2 separate regions of the Homo sapiens genome follow, and region 2 is linked to region 1. A link is a loop called in an ENCODE intact Hi-C map of the cell type or tissue named here. Cell type or tissue: CD4-positive, alpha-beta T cell. All regions are shown on one strand. Links, peaks and the distances in the headings refer to the core of each region. The heading gives the core; the rest is flanking DNA.

What was found. Hi-C counts contacts between places; a loop is a spot of excess contacts. Peaks named below come from ENCODE experiments on the same cell type or tissue, not always from the same donor. Only the 100,000 strongest peaks of a DNase experiment are listed, where the experiment ranks them.
Region 2: a loop joins it to region 1, with 3 times the contacts of the local background. A loop is called at or near these places in 32 of 110 quality-filtered maps.

Annotation. Positions count from the first base shown.
Region 1 is chr6:142,742,478-142,751,101 of GRCh38, reverse strand. No RefSeq gene overlaps it. Among named protein-coding and RNA genes, the nearest start is that of HIVEP2, 200 kb to the left of the region's middle. In CD4-positive, alpha-beta T cell, for the core only: CTCF peaks have their summits at 4,118 and 4,318; a DNase peak (open chromatin) is centred at 4,401.
Region 2 is chr6:142,948,916-142,957,539 of GRCh38, reverse strand. HIVEP2-DT (HIVEP2 divergent transcript) reads right to left here. Exons shown (of 3, transcript XR_001744397.3): 1 at 7,848-8,624; 2 at 7,149-7,392; 3 at 1-1,121. Among named protein-coding and RNA genes, the nearest start is that of HIVEP2-DT, 6.7 kb to the right of the region's middle. In CD4-positive, alpha-beta T cell, for the core only: CTCF peaks have their summits at 3,369 and 3,573; DNase peaks (open chromatin) are centred at 3,589 and 4,749.

The DNA.
Region 1 (8,624 bases), core at 117-8,116:
GCTAAGGTGGCTGAAGCTAAGAATCAACTAAAATATATCAGAAGATACCCACAAATCACAGTTCTTTTATTAGAATGAGTAGAATCTTTTTAATAATAAGAGCAGAAGCTCATTAAAAGTCAAAACCTATTAGTATTTTCACTATAAAAATCTCAAATTTGTGGATTTACAATGTACCTATTTGCTTTTATGAGCCAGACTGTCTTTTTAAACTGTGTTTTACAAAGGTGATTTAAAGGTCAACACAGACACTCTAATATCTGTCTCTTACCAAGAAGAATCTTTTGATTATGTAGGGTGATTTGTGTGTCATATTCCTCATTGATGTGTGCGTGCGTGTGTGTGTGTGTGTGTGTGTGTGTGTGTGTGTGTTGGTGATCCCAGGCCAAATCAAATTACTCTGTTTCCTCCTCTACCTAATTCATCACTCATTTATTCAGTCATTCATTCATTCATAAAAGTTATTGAGTGCCAACTATGAACTGGGTACGATAGTGGGCATTTATTTTTATTTTTATTTATTTATTTATTTATTTATTTATTTATTTATTTGAGAGTCTTACTGCAGGCCAGGCTGGAGTGCAGTGGTGCTATCTCAGCTCACTGCAACCTCCGCCTCCCAGGTTCAAGTGATTCTCCCATCTCAGCATCCTGAGTAGCTGGGTCTACACGTGCATGCCACCATGGCTAATTTTTGCATTTTTAGTAGAGACAGGGTTTCACCATGTTGGCCAGGCTTGTCTCAAACACCTGGCCTCAAGTGATCTGCCTGCCTCAGTCTCCCAAAGTGCTGGGGTTACAGGTGTGAACCTAATGCTCCCAGCCTGGTGGTGGGCATTTAGAATTAATAAAGAGTATCCGTGCCACCAAGGAGCTCAAGTAAATAGGAAAGACATATATGTAAGTAAATGTGGATAATATGATGTTTGAGCTAAAATAGTTGCACATTTGGTTTTATAACCATAAAGGGAGAGAGAAATCATCCTGGAGAGAGCAATCATCCTGCTGAGAATGAAGAAAAGCTTCATCACAGAGGTAGCCTTAGAACAGATCCTTGAAACAATAAATTGACTAATTCATTCAACGTAGCTTTTCATCACCTACATTGGAGTACTCTTGTGTGTGCTAGGTGTCCAATATGGCACAAAACAGATAAAGTCCTTGCCTTAATGGAGTTTATATTCTAGAGGAGAGGGCAATATAAAAAATTAGTGGGAAAACGCATATTAGATCTGATCTGAGATGTGTAAAGCAATTAATGTGTAAAAAGCAAGATGTAGCTGGCACCCTAGGTATGTGGCAAGGTAGTACATGGTTAAGCTAGAAACACATATCAAAGTCCAATTTCCTAATCCAGCCTACAGGTCTGGCCCTGTAAGCAATGGAGAACCAAGGAAGGATTGAAGCAATAAAGTGGCCTTGCTAATTGTTGTCGTTATCATTATTTTGGGAAAAATAAAATACTGTGGCACCAGCGAAGATAAGGGAAATAAAAGCAGCAACAATCCAAACAAATGATGGAGACCTGGAGAAAGAAGGGACAGTTTTGCTTAATGAAGAGGAATGGCTGATAGCTAGACTGATTTGGTGCTGGGATGAAAGAGATGGAGAAGTTAAAGATGATGAGTTTTTAACCTGGACAATAGAATGAGGGTGGCATTATTCAGCCACAAAAGAGAGTGGATTTGTACAGAATGCTGGTAAAGAGATGAGCTTTCCTTAGCAGTTCTGAAGGAGTTCAACCTCAAACAAGAGAGGCCAGAGCTGGAGACTGGTTTGTCAGTTCTTGTTTTTCATCATAGCTGAGAGCACTGAATTGGATGAAATTCCTCAGGGTATATAAAGGGGTAGAAGAGGAAGTTTGAGGGTTTCCAAAGGTAGACAAAGAACATAGGGGCGAGCAAAGGTATACTTCACAGGACAGCACATCTCATCTGCTGAGCCTTAATGATACAAAATTGTTTAATATTTTTGAGAACTTGATTTTCAATATATTCCCCAAGATAATTTCTAGAAAACAAAACTTTTAGAACATCATTTTCTGAGAAAAAATCAACTGCATTTGTGGAATTATTTACTATTAGTTACTATTTCCTTAGTAGCATAATAGTAGCTTCATTATTAAATAATAAATTAGAGGTTATTAAATTAACCTGTCATTTACAAATATCTTTTCCAAAACCTGTAGTCTAGAGAAGTTAGGTGAAGTTTTCAAGGAGAAATAGGTGGTTCATTACAGAATCAAGGCTAAAAATGAGCTCCCACCTCTTTGTCCAGGTTTGCTTAAAGAACAGTTTCTCATTATTTATGCTCTTCTCACTTAGATCAAGATTACAATCACAATAATGTACTGTGAAAGTTGTTGGGTTGAATGGGCTCAGAATCATACAAAAACAACAAAGCTTATTTCTGCCCTGGAAATGGTCTTTATTAGTTTAAAATATATTACTAAATATGGTGGCATCGACTTTGCCACAGTACAGTTTTTTTTCCCAGGGGCAATTTGACATTATACAGAGCATCAGCTCCCATTAATTTCCGAGTGTAGAGAAACATATGCTTACCCAGACTTTATATGCAACAATAAACCAGCTTGGCTATGCAGTAGTACTGAAGAACAGGGAAAGTGGTGGAAATTATTCTACTTGGCACCGAACAGTACCTAAAGAGTAACAAGAAGAAGACACAAACTCTATTTTCTAGAATTCTCTAGATGGATCATTTTATGCATACATATCCATTGCTTATCAACAACTAAGGCCACCTTCAGAAATATACATTTGACAGGATGTATTGACTTGTGCCTGTAATTCCAGCTACTTGGGAGGCTGATCTAGGAGGATTGCTTGAAGCCAGGATTTCAAGACTAGAAATACATGTTGGTTATCAAAATGAATCATATCAACAGATTTTCTCTCCATTCACTAAGTGCCTATAAATGTATTTCAGATTCTGCAGTAGATCCCTGCCATGGATTTTTATTTTTTTGAGACAGCATCTTGCTCTGTTTCCTGGGCTGGAGTGCAGTGGCACCATCTGCAACCTCTGCCTCCCTGACTCAAAGAGACACTCCCACCTCAGCCTCCATAATAGCTGGGACCACAGGTGCCCGCCACCACGCCCAGCTAATTTTTTGTATTTCTTTTGTAGAGATGGGGATCTCACCATGTTGGCCAGGCTGGTCTAGAACTCCTGGGCTCAAGTGATCTGCCTGCCTTGGCCTCCCAAAGTGCTGGGATTACAGGCGTGAGCACCCCGCCCAGCCCCTGGCATGTTTTATTCTTCAAGTAGATTCCAAGTGTTGTTACATTGTTGAAATACAAGCAGAATCCATATAGTTCGATGTGAATAAAATCTTATTTTGGCAAAATTAAAATAAAATGATTAATGATCATACATTTCCTTAATTTATTAAAAATCATATTAATAAAATATTTTTAAATGAAAACCTTTCTATTAAAAAATGCCACTGGGCACGGTGGCTATTATTTCCTACAGGTTATTGTTGCAGCATGTAGGAAAAACTACATACACACACATTGTACATGGTCCAGGGATCCAGGCCATTTATGGGGACAGCATCCCCATACAAAATCTCTTGTAGCTAATAATGATAAGTATTCTCTACAAGCCCTGTTTTAAGTGCTTTCATTTATTCCCTCATTTAATAGTCACAAAACTGAGTGAAATAATTTGCTTAAGTTTTCCCAGCTAGTAAATAGAAGAGGCAGTTAGGCTCTAAAGCGGTGCCATCCAGTAGAACTTTCTGTAATGGGAAAAATGTCCCATATCTACACCTTCCAATACAAAAGCCTATAGCTATACATGACTGGAGCACTGGGAATGCGGACAGTGCAAGTGAGAAACTGGACTTTTAATTTTATTTAATTATATTTAAATTAAACTTCACATGTGTCTAGTGCTTCCTGAATTGACTGGCCACCTCTGCAGGCTGGACCCTTCCCCTGTGCACAGGCTGCACCACCCACCTCTATAAGCACTCATCATTTGACAGCTATTGAGGTTCTATCACATGCTAGCTCTTTTCTTGGTGCTGGAGCTATACCAATGAACAACAACCACCAAACCACACCAAACCCAAAAATCTGCTATCAAAGAACTTAGGTTCAGTGCTTATCACTAAATATCTAGTTAAGGATTTTGGTGATACAATCCTATTGACTGCTTCTGTTTCCATTGAGTTTTGGACCCTGGAACTCACTCAAGCAATAACAGCCAAAGCACGCTTTTTTGAAGAAGTAAACAAGCATCCTCCTCCTCCTGCCAGAAATCTGTTAAAAGCAAGGATGGAGAATATATCCCATTCTCAGGACTCATGTGGGGTCTCTCACTTCTGCCTTGGTATAAATGCATATGCCCCCTTGTGGCCTAAGGAAAGAGAGATGCAGCTGGGCTCCCCAAGGGCCCTGACTCCCCTACTGCTTCTGCATAGGACATGGAGTCTATGAAGAGAGCGCCCTGGCTCCTGGAAGCCTTGCCTTGCTTTTCTACTGACCACATGTTATTAAGTAAATGGAAGGCAGAAGGAAGGAGTCTGACATTTCTTCTCCCACAGTGAAGGGTGGAGGAAGGAAAGAAACAGAGGGGTTTCCTTTCTCTAGCCCAGCGGCCATCCTGACTGTGAAGCAAGGGGTCTGAGGAGAAAACTGCTCCTTGCTGCCGCGTATCCATCTAAGTAGCCAGACTCATGGAAAACCACACTGCAAATGTTGCCCTCTTTGGAGAAAACCCACTGTCACCAAGGATCTACTGTTTTCCCCAAAACATAGTCTATGACTCTCTGTTATCCCCTTGGAATCAGTGAGATCATAATTCACGTGATATTCAACTGAAACAAACTAGACAAAGAGATTAAATAAAGCAACTTCATCTTAGCTCAAAAATTAGAACAAGCAGCCTTTCCCAGAGAGAATTAAGCCCATCAGAAAATGATTTGAGTGACTATTTTTCTCAAATCTTCTAAGGAGATTACGTAACTAGCACCATCCTTGTGTGTAGGAAAAAAGTTAATTTGTTACACACAATGGGTGTCTTAGGGCATTAGGACTTAATATTCATATGGAAGCCTGTTTGACAAGGGATGGACTGTGGTATATTTCCCAACTCGTATCATGCCTAGTCACATTGTCAAATCTAGTTTAACAGAAATAATACATTGAGTACCACAGGACAGCATCAAATCCCCCCAAATTGTATCATGCCAGCAATATTAAAATGCCCCAAATGTGAACACTGCCTCATTAATATTTTCCAGAATAAACTTAAATTGCAAAAAGATAACCTCCTTTTATATTAAATACTAAATAAATTTAAGTCCCCAGTTTTGCTTCCTTTAATTCCTTACCCCAAGAATAACATAACTTACGTTCCCAGGGAAGGTTACAATTCAAATGTGTTAGGCATTTCAGCCAGGACCTTGGTGTACCTACCACTCGGCAATATGGGATTTCTTTCAGGGAAAGTGGTCCACACAAGGAACATAGCCAGATGGGAAAAAATGTTATATTCCCTATTTATCATCCCTCCTCCCTCTGCCAATCACATGCAGCAAATGCTTCAGGTTAATGATGCATTCAAGAATGTGTCTTGATCTCCATTCTGAAGTAAAGCCACCTTCTTTCTATGTAAATCTAAATCTTAGGGTATGTATAACTAGACATTCCTATGTCAAAAGAGATATGTCCAGATTTACTGCATTCTGTTTAGATAAATAAATATGTGTCATTTTATGTATATATACATTATTTCATTTACTCCTTTTAGCTCCTGTAATATGGGCATTATAACTTCCATTTCGCAAATCACCAAATATTTGTAGAGAAAGAAACATAAATTTTATAACTTGCCCAAGATTACATAACTGAGTTTCAAACTCAGGTCTGTCTGACTCCAGAATCATCCATTCCATTATTTCATTGATTGTCATTCAGCCATAGCTGCAAGCTTTCAAAGGAAATTCATCATTTGTTCTTTCATTCATTCAAACATGTTGATTGACTGACTGCTCCTGCTGCACTGTTTAGTAAGCAAGACCGCATGTGAGCAAGAGATTTCAATGACAGCATGGAAAGGAATTTGAGAGAGGGATTGCTGCAATGCAAACCCAGATTTGAGGTAAGTGAATCTGAACTATAAGGAGGGAACCCTAATCTGAACAAAAAGTAAGGGTGTTCTGGAACGTAAGGTGATTATCAGGTTAGTGCAGAACATTAAAAGTGTTACAGGTAGGGGAGGCCCTCTGGAAAAATCCCACAGCAAGAGAGAGCAGGACATGTTGGAGAGAACAAAACAAATTCTACAGAGGGAGTAAAGATTCTGAGGTGCAGGGCCAGGAAAGGGATAGCAAGAGGTGGAGCCGACGGGATAAACAATGATGAGATACTGCAGGGTCTTGGAAATCATTTTTAGAGGTTTAGACATTAGGGCAACAGTTATTTGGGAATTAGAGCGTGCTAGGTAGGAAACTGATGGGACAGGGTTTGCGGTTTACCCGCTAAAAGGGCTTTAAGGTACACTGTCCAAGAGTCATAGCAACATGGGGCTACAGAGCACTTGGAACGTGGTTACTCCAAATTGATATGCACTGCAAATGTGAAATATATGCCAATTTTGAAGATATAGCACAAGGACGGTTTCAAATATGTTATTCATAATTGTTCATAGTGAGAACATGTTTAAATGATACTACACTACAAATATTAGGTTAATTAAAATGATGTTAAAATTAATTTCCTATGCTTCTTTTTTTAGGTTGGTACCAGAAATTTCACAATTGCATACGTGGCTCACATTGCATTTCTATTGGATGGTGCTGGTGAAAGAGAGAATAGATGAGGGGTTGGGAGGGGCCACTGAGTTCAGCTAGGCGGCTATTTCCATGATGGTGGCCTGCAATAATGCGGCAGTGGTGAAGATGAAAGAAAGCAGACAGACTTGAACTGCAAGAAGGTGGTGCACCATATGAGATGGTGGTTTATTAGATACAAGGTTCTCAGAAGAAGGGGGCGTCATGGTTAACGTCCCATTCCTAGCTAGCCACAAACAGATTAAAGATGATGCCTTTTCACAACATGGTTAAAGGGCAGGGGGCAGGGAGGTTTGGGAGAGCCCTGACGGATTTGGTAGCTCTTCCTTACTTCCTGACTTTGGGGGTCCTGTGGACATCTGAAAGGAGAGGTCCAGGGAGCAATTGGAACTGTGGTTCTTCTGATACTATCTTAATAATAATAAATCTATCTGTAATTTATTTAAAGTGGATCATATGCCAGACAGATATAATCTCATTTAATCCTTCCATGAATTTGTTGATAAGAATATGGCTACATTCCCTTCCTTTTTTATTGCTCTATATCAATGGTTCACAATTTTATCAACTATCATATTTTATAGTGCCTCTTTTGTATAGTTTACTCATCCTATTATATGGAAAATATCCATATAATTTTGAAATTATTATATGGATAATTGAAATTATCCATATAATGTATAATATCCATATAATATTTTCAAAATTATATGGATAATTTCAAAAATTTCAGTATAATACCCTAACTATATATAAAGGAGAAATGACAGAAACTTAATTTACAATAAAATTTTATTCATCTATTAAATAGGTAAATGTACTGTGTTATAGTTAAAGATTACAGTAGAAAGTATAATGAAGAAGTTAGGAGCTTGCACCTCCATGCAGATCACCGTGATTATGACAGCTACATATTCACCTGCCGGTGTATTATACTGGGAACTCAGATGCCACAAGTGGCATTGTCATTAGAACATGATTTTCTGAAATGAGAAAGAAAATCTCGGAAAGTTCCAAAAATAACAAAATGTGAATTTTCTCAATTGACATGTGGTTGCCCTCCCAGAAATATGTAACAAACCTGCACATTGTGCACATGTGCCCTAAAACTTAAAGTATAATAATAATAAAATTTTAAAAAAAGAAAAAAAAAAAATTATAAAAATTTTTTAAAAAATTCAGTCTCCAGTCCATTCTGCTGTAATGTTTGTTTTAAAATTTTTCCAACACAGTTGACATACTAGGGAACAATTTGAACATAACACATTTGCTTATGCTTGACTTTTTAATTGAGAAATACTAGGTGAATGCAGAAGACAGCACTTAGCTGAAGGAGCCATGTAGGAATATACAAACATAAACACTAACACAATTCCAATGTCTACCAGCTACCTCATTTCACCAAGAGTGTTATGACCCCACCCATATACATAGTGTACAGCATAGTGAAGTTGGACTTTCTGTTCAATTTCAGATGACCTTCCTTCCATCACTTCACAGTAAGTCACAAACTGCAGCTCTTCTGTCACCTACTTCTAGTAGCGAATATTAGATGTTTTTCAAGTTAAGCGCCGCATTTATTGGAGTACTTATGTATTTCTTAACCATTAATGCATGTAAAACTATGCTACCATTTTTACTGGCACCCTATCTTTTTTTAACATATCACTGATGAAGTTTTGGAGTATTGTGTCCCTAACCCTGTTTTCCCCATAAGCCCTATGGCTTGTTATTGCACAATTTTGCATAGTACAATGATTTTTGGGAGCACACTTGTCTTCTGGTAGCAGAGATGACT
Region 2 (8,624 bases), core at 186-8,185, 210 kb before region 1:
AAATTAATTTTTGTGAGTACATAGTAGGTACCCCATATCTATGGAGTACATGAGATTTATTTATTTATTTATTTATTTATTTTTTAAGATGGAGTCTCACTCTGCCAGGCTGGAGTGCAGTGGCACGATCTCAGCTCACTGCAATCTCTGCCTCCCGGGTTCAAGTGATTCTCCTGCCTCAGCCTCCCGAGTAGCTGGGACTACAGGTGCGTGCCACCATGCCCTGCTAATTTTTGTATTTTTAGAGATGGGGTTTCACCTTGTTGGCCAGGCTGGTCTGATACGGACATACAATGTGTAATAATCATATCATGTAAAAAGAATTTAGTCTTGAAGAACCTTTAAAGAATAAAATCTTGGTAGCTCTGGCATTGACTCAGAAAATAAGAGAATGTAATCAATCTGATACTGAATGTTTTATGGCTGCCATACTATCTGCAAATAGGGTCATTATCATCTTCATCATTAGCAGCATCATCACAGCTAATACATATTAAGCACTTCCAATGTGGCAGGCACTGTTCTAAGAATTTTCTACCTGTCTTAATTCATTTTATCCTCTCAAAAATTCTGTGAGGTAGGTACTCTTATGCCCATTATAAAGATAAGAAAACTGAGGCCATATAAGTTGCAAGAATTATAGAATATTGAAGTTGGAACGAAACTTAGGGCTCACCTTGTTCAACTCCCAATTTATGGATGAGGAAACAGGTACAGAGATGAATGCATTGCTCAGAGTCACATAAGAAGTTAGTGCCTGACCATGAATATTTAGATAAACAAGCAGCATATATTAAATGCTTAATGTATAACATTTAACCCTGACAGTAACACTATGAAACAAATACTATTGTCTCAATTTTGTAGAAAAATGAAGCTCTTAGAGATGTTAAGGGATTGGCCAAATCACTGTCAGGTAAATGAGGGTGTTGGGTTTTGATCTCTGGCCTGTCACTAGACATCATGACAGTATCAGCAGACTGTCTCTCGAAGGCATAGGACTGTCTCCTCTCTGTTGATTTTGCACTGCACGGGACGGCCTCCTACTTACGCTGTAAACAGCTGCATTTTAGTCTTTAGCCTTGTTAGATCTCATGTCAGAGGAAGCAGTTCATGGAACCCTGGAATAATTAAGAAAAAAGCCGAAATGAGTGGCAGCCCCTTTGCTAAGTTCTGAAACACCAAAACAATAAGAGGCCTTCAATTTGTTCTATGTAATCAAATCTGGATGACAATGGAAAAACTCAACCAAATACCTTTATGCTTTCAGATATCCTGATATTTATAATCATGCAAATGTTCTTCATTTCTGCTTTCACTCAGGAATTTTAGGGGCATTTTGCAAACATTGCTACTATATTTGTATAAATACAATAAACCTAGTGATGTAATCTCTTGTTGGAAACTTAAATGCAATTGTCTTGATGTTTTTTCTTCTTCAAATTTTGCCCAGGCCATGACATTTAATATTTCTCATTATACGTATATTATCGTTTTTTAAAAATAGCATCATGGTTTCATTTAACGAAGGGTGAATTTTAAAGATGCCAATTGGTTATTTGTTTTTAGCATATCTTTAAGTTTATATATACTTGGATCAATATATTATACTGCTAGAAATGTCTTTTAAAATGACAAGTGCACATGATATTTACTAGAGAGAAGATATGTATATGTATCTGTATATACACCTTAAGATTTCACATAATTACTAATTTTTAAAGTTACATACATCTAGCACTTGATGCTCTAACTAAGCCACTCAGCTAAATATCACATTTTCTGTGTAAAACAGAAAATTTGAAAAACTAGATTTTCAAGAGCAAAGTAAATTTGGGAGTTGCTTCATTAACATGGAGACGTGATTTAAACTTGTAACTATCCACTAATAAGAGAAAGGTACCCTTTATAGATATTCAGAAGGCTATTATTTTTACTCATCTACTCTGATAATACAATGGATGTTCTAAGACAAGCTGGGGGTGGTAACCAAGGGCTTCATTTATCTGAAATTAGAAGTGCCCATAATGGGTTGGCAGAGCTGTGGGCAGCATTGTGTGTTTCCCAGCTCTCTCTAATTAACCATAGAAAAATGTGAGGAATAGCACCCAAATTATCTAAATTCTCTTTAGGATTTGCTACCTTAAAAACTATTTTCCTTTTGTTACATTCAATATGTATAATTAGGCTTTCAGAAAGTCCTCTGTTTGGAATTCTTTCCTTGCCGACCTGCCACCCAATTGCAAGTTACATCCAGCAGCCATTACTTATGTACTGAAGGTTGTTTCTGAGAAAAGTTTTTTCAATTAATTAATAGAACACATAAGATATACGTATCTTTAAATCCCCAATGTCTACCCCTTCCTCAAAACTCATCTAGCCCACAAAGGCATCTTCCTCTGGTTCATTCTGATTGCCTTTCTTACATTATCTCTTAGGACTTTCTCCTCCGCAGTCCCCACCTTCCATGTCCAGCCACACTGGCCTTTCAGTTCCTCATGGCACAGAGCTTCTCCTTGGCTTAGGGCTTTTGCACTTTCAGTTCTCTCTTTCTGGGGCTCTTTTTCCCTGCTTTTCCTCAGTCAGTTCTCAGCCCAAATGTCAACCCTGCAGATACCTCTACCCTCATCCAATATTACCCTACCTACCTATTTATTGCCTAACAATTACCTTGTTTTATTCTTGCCATTTTTCATGATTTGAAACTGTCTTCTTGGTAAATTTGTTTTCTATCAGTTTCCCAACCAGAATGTGAGGCCCATAGAACCTAAAGGCCTCATCTGCCTTGATCACTCCTATATCTCTAGTCATCAAACTTGGTCTAGCATATGGTTACTTGAAACATTATTTTAAAAATCAATACATACATACATGCATGCATGCATATATACAAACATATCTTTGCTCAAAAACCAACCTTCTAACTAACTTAGAAGTTAGAACACAGATTATCTCAGGGGTACCCTGTGGGAAGGGGTACAAGGGAGCCTTCTGTAATCTTAAAAATATTCTCCATCTTTTTCAGAGTAATGGTTACACTCACACAAATATATGCCAAAATTAACATAATTGTACACTTATGATTTGTTTATATTGGGTACCTACATTTTTAAAAATGCCTTTTTGTCAATTCATCAAGGGCTGATTTACACACATGACGTTTGGTGAGCTTTGTACCAGTGGTGCTTGGGTCAGGCATCCTTAAGCGCCTGGCAAAAATCTGATTGTTGGAAAATAATCATTGCCTTGAAGGACAGATGTAATAACAACAGAACAGGTTGCCTCCCCAAGGCTACATTTTTTTTTAAACACAGGTCTGTTTTGAAATATGCCCCCACCCGTGTCATTATTTAAGATGTTATTTAGCAAAGGGAGTCTCACACATTTCAGTGGCAGTGTCGTGGCCTACACACAGAGCCCAGGAAAAGATAAGAAGGCAGGAGTAAAATATTAACTTAAAAACTCAGAATATTTATTCAACACAATACATCATTGGCACAGCCTCTGCTAGTTGAGGATCCCACAGTAGAGTGCAGGAGAAATGATTATAAAACAATGATAGATAAAATTATAGGGCACTAGAGGGACCTGGAGCATATCAGTTTGCCAGAACAGAAGGTATTGACATATTCATCTACATATACAAGAATGTCAATGGGAAATGACATACTGAGTAAGTAGTTCCTTTATAAAAAATCTTTTTAAAAAAGATACAAAACAAATAATTAACTTCCTAATACATTATACTCACCAGAATCACTGGGAGCAGACTCATCTATATAAGGGGACTTTTCAAGTGGCTGAATATTTTGAGTACAAAGTATTTTAAAATGAGTTTAATTTTCTCCTGTGCAAATCTTTCTAAACAGATCATGGATTTCTTCTTCCTCTTACACAAGGTGTATTGCTATGACACACTAGTCTCTCTGTTGTTTGGGTTTATGAAGCACATGGATGACTGAGTGGGATTATTTCAGCGATGACTCTGTTGTTACCCCAGTAACAGCTAAGTAAACCCACCCTGCTTCGCATCTGCATAATTTTGTTATCTTCTTGTTTGCTGAGAGCAGCCTCCTCTGGATCAGAAATAATATCCTCTACTTGCTCATTTTCTCTTCGATGCTTCCAACTTGCTACCTTATTTTACATATAATTTCTAGGTCAGGGCCTGAATCACTGCACAAACTTAGTGACAACTATTTTACTTTTTTTGTTTTACTACCCTAAACTCAAGGTTCAAACCTATATAAAAGAGGGTCAGATCTACCAGATATCACATCAATAGATAAATTGGGAGTGGGTCAAGTCACTGTTCTCAGGAATTCTAAAAGTTCAAGGACTTAGGTACTAATCAAGAAAAATACATTTTTCCCAAAGTGTTTTATGGCTGACAATGAGAAACAACGCTTCTCCTTTCGGACCATATAGTATGCCAAATTTATATAGCCTATGTTTAAACCAAAATCACTATTCTCTGAAACCCCCTACTATACCTTGCCCATGTACTCTCATTTCTTTAACATTGGAAATTTATGTTTTACCCTAAGAAACCACTGCAAGAGCTTGGGAGGAATTTGGACTTTGATAAGCTCTCTCTGCTATTTTTCTTTTTCATGCCTCCCTCTCTTCTTTTCCCCTTCTCTGTCCCTGCTAGATTGTTAGGAGTTTCTATTTCAGAATCTTATGATTGAAAGGGAATCCCCTAGTTGCTTGAATGAGGAAGTGGAGGCTAAGAGAGGGGACCCAGGTCTCCCGCTAGCTCAGAGTCAGGACTAGCACCTGCACTCTGGGCTGACAGAGCCACCCAGCTTCTGCCTAAAAAGCCTGGATCATCATGCCCCACTCCACAGGCCCTGAGCACAGGCATCCTCTGTGTCCAAAGACAGTGGCTTTTGCGTTTGCCTTTCCCTTCATCGTTTCACACCTTTCCCCTTCAATTTGTATCCTATTCCTAGTTGCCCTAGTGTGCCCATGTCAGTCTGGTCCAAGCTTTGGATCTCTCTGTCTCACTCCCCCTCCAGACCTTCCTATATTATCTCCATTCTATGCTTTGTCAAGATAAATCAGTTTGATCACTAAGCTAGCTGTCACTCTGTAAGGCAATCTAATAAATTAATCTTTCATAAGAAGTTAATGACTGATTAAGAGCTTAGGATAAGAAGAGCCTACCACTTGTAGTTAGCTTGTACGGGAAGATTTCTACAGAGGCAGAGCCTTAACCCCAAGCAGTGACTGTTAAGTGGAGGAATTTCAGTTCTAACCAATTTTGGAGTTGGGGGAGGGTGATGGAAGAAAGTAGGATGGGGGATGATGTTAATGTGGTGCTCTTAAATTGCTAACATTGTATCATAAGCCTACATTTCCCTGTATCTAAGGTGGCAGTTCAGGCATTGGTAATCCTGGACAGTCTTACTGGCTGCTCCTGTATCTGATATTTGTTCATCTTTAAGAAGGTTATCTGTGAGACATCAGTGAGCTTCCTCAGAATAAAGGCCTGACTGGGCATTCCTTGAGCATTCTCTAGAATATAACAAGCATTTCACAGCAGATTGGACTGAAGAAACATGCAGTATCCTTCCATAAACTATGGGCAGGGTTGGTCCTAAGCTAAGCTAGAAAACCATCAAAGTTTGCTTGCATCTTGCTCATCCCCACAGCTGACCTCTCCCTCCCCTCGCGCCCTCTATGCATTCGTATATTCCGTGCCCACCATTCCCTCCTTCCCCTGCACCCTTCTCATCCCCAGGGCTGGATCATTCATGGGATCATTTCTTTCCTGACATATTTTTTGTACAGAAGAAATCTGGTTAAAATAAGAGCCACATGAATATCTTTAAAGGAGAAAAAGAGACCAACTTGTCATAAAGGATCACGTGAAATTTGAAGAATGTGACAAACAGGGAAGAAGGGAGTTCTCAGCCAGCCAGCCCCCATTCAATCTGAGGGACAAAGTGAGCTAGAAATTGTATGTAAAGGGATGCTTCTCAGACTTTAATGAGAATAGAAGTCATCGGGGATCTTATTCACATGGAGTTTCCCAGGCCCTAATTTTGAGGATTTTGATTTTATAAATCTAGGGGGTAGCCCAGGCTTTTAATTGAGCATTGCAAGAGATATTGCTACAAGTGGTCTTTGGAATATATTCCGAGCAACTCTGGAATACAGGGTGACATTTGGTTAGTTGGATGTCTGCATGCTCTGTGTGCCTTGTAAAACCCATGAGGGTAAGCACTTTATCCTTCAATCCTAACAGATGTCATCTTGAATCACAGTATGGCTCTGGCTGATCGGTCCTTCATTACCACTATCACCCTCCACTCCTGAGCCAAAGGATGTATAGTGGGATCAAAAGACTTGTCTACATTAGAATGATTGGATTTGTATCCTATTGACGATTCAACAGACATGCAGATTTTCCCTCCAAATTCTTTTCTTCAACTAATTTTTGGGGACCTATGTATTCTTAACATCACATGAATCATGACACTGCTTAATTTTCCTCCATATACTAATTAAAGCAGATAAGTAGGAAGCAAGAGATCCATCAGAAAGGCAGTTCTAAGTCATTACTCTTTATTAAGACCTAAGGCTATATTCTATTTATTCATCAGAATCCCATAGCAGGTAACCCCTTTAATGTCTTATTTATAGTACCATAAATTTATCTGAGAGAGTGGCATGCCAGTTAATTCATTTTGCACAATTTTATGGGGGGACTTTATTACAATGATTTATATAGAATTTATAGGAAATTAGGCACATCATCTTGACTAAATCCCTAGTTATAAAAAATAGGGAAACCTAAGCCAAAAGACTTAAGGGATATAGTGGATACTTTCCGCCCCCTGGTCTGCAAGACTCCTTTCTTTTGGGAACAGCTTTTTTTTTTTTTTTTTTCCCCATGAGGACCTTCTCCTCTTCAGGTCTAGTCATGACCAAATCAGATCACTCCACCCAAGACCTGCAAGTGGTTCAGGTGCAATGACATGACTAAGGCTGCCTGAGCTATCTGGAAAGAAGGTCTTTTCCTGCTGTGTTGCTTATCTAGGAAGAAGATAATCTGGGAATGCTGCCACCAACCTGCAGAATGTTTGCCTGAAGGGCAAAGTGAAGCAGAGAGATAAGAACAGAGATGGAGAAGGCCTTACCGGGTAATAATATTTGAGCCTCAGGATCTCACTATGTTGAAAGTTAGTCCTTGAGTGATGGTTATGTGAATCAATGAAATCCATTTTTCCTTAAAGTCATTTGAGTTGCAGATTTAACAGAGAGAGTCTTGATTAGTAAGATGGACATGGCTGGTTCTGGAAACTTCATGTACAGTGTCTCCTGGTACCCAGTTCTCCTGCCTGGATATATCAGGTCCCATGCTCTGTGGCAGGAGGTCTTGTGCTTTAGAATACATAAGTAACAATTGCTTTACATGTTAAAAATGCAGAGTCCTGGGCCCACAAAGATTCAGATTCCATGGGGCTGAGTGATAAAGGCCCAAAATTTGCCTTTTATGAAGCTTTTCTGGAATTCTTACGGTGACCTGAGAGGCCTTCTGTTCACTGGCTGTCTCATTTTATTCTAGCCACACCATTCCCATTGATGTCTATAAAAATTCCAGGTATTGGAGCTGTATCTTGGCTGTTCCCTCCATGTGAAAAGCTCTGTCCTCCAGATATCTCCAGGTATTTCCTTCAAACCATGGCAGAAATCTCCCTTTTCAACAAGTCTTACTCTGATGTTCCTATTTAATACAGCATCAGGACAACCCTCACCCCACCTATATCCTTTACCCTATTTTATGTTTTTCCCCCAAACATTTTACCTTTCAAAGTCCTATATAATTTATTACTTACATTTATTGTCTATCCCATTCTTCCTCCAAATCCTCTCCTCCCGCTGGAATGCAAGCTCCAAGAAAGCAGGGAACTTTGATTTGTTCACTGATGTATCTTAAGAATCTTCAGCACATAGCCGGCATTCAATAAATATTTTTGAATGAAAATTTCAGTTCGAAATGATTTTCTGACAATACTCTGAAAAATGCCATATAACCATGAAGCCATTAATTATTTTATTTTCTTAATGTCTCAAAATGCAGATTACCAAATTTTCTTTCCCTTTGAAACTGAGAAGTGATAAGAAGGATGCATGATGAAAAGAAAGTTCCTACTTCCTTGCTGATGCTCCATATGGGTGCCAGGCTGGGGCAGCTGTGCCCCACCCAGCCTCACTTCCCATAGAGTTTCTTAGAGCTGCATGCCCAGTTTTCTACCAGTACTAGTTTTGTCTTCGGGGGCTTTCTGGGAAGAGTTTTCTGATTACTCTATTGCCCTTACATGCAAGCAACTGGACATTGACTAAATATGGATAGCATGTTTGGTATATAGACATAAAATATGGGTTATAAAGGAGATTCACTTAGAGAAGAAAAGCCATGCAGCCTTTTGGAGAGAAACCCCCAATCAATAGGCCATTGGGACTGAACACAGGAATAATCAATCACAATAGACAATGCTTTCTGAGTCCTATGTAGGTCAGGCTCTGGAGTGGCTGGTGCTGATTTGCTCCAGATCTGCAGTGGCTCCCCCTCCACTCGGGAGGCTGAGGTGGGAGGATTGCTTGAGCCTGAA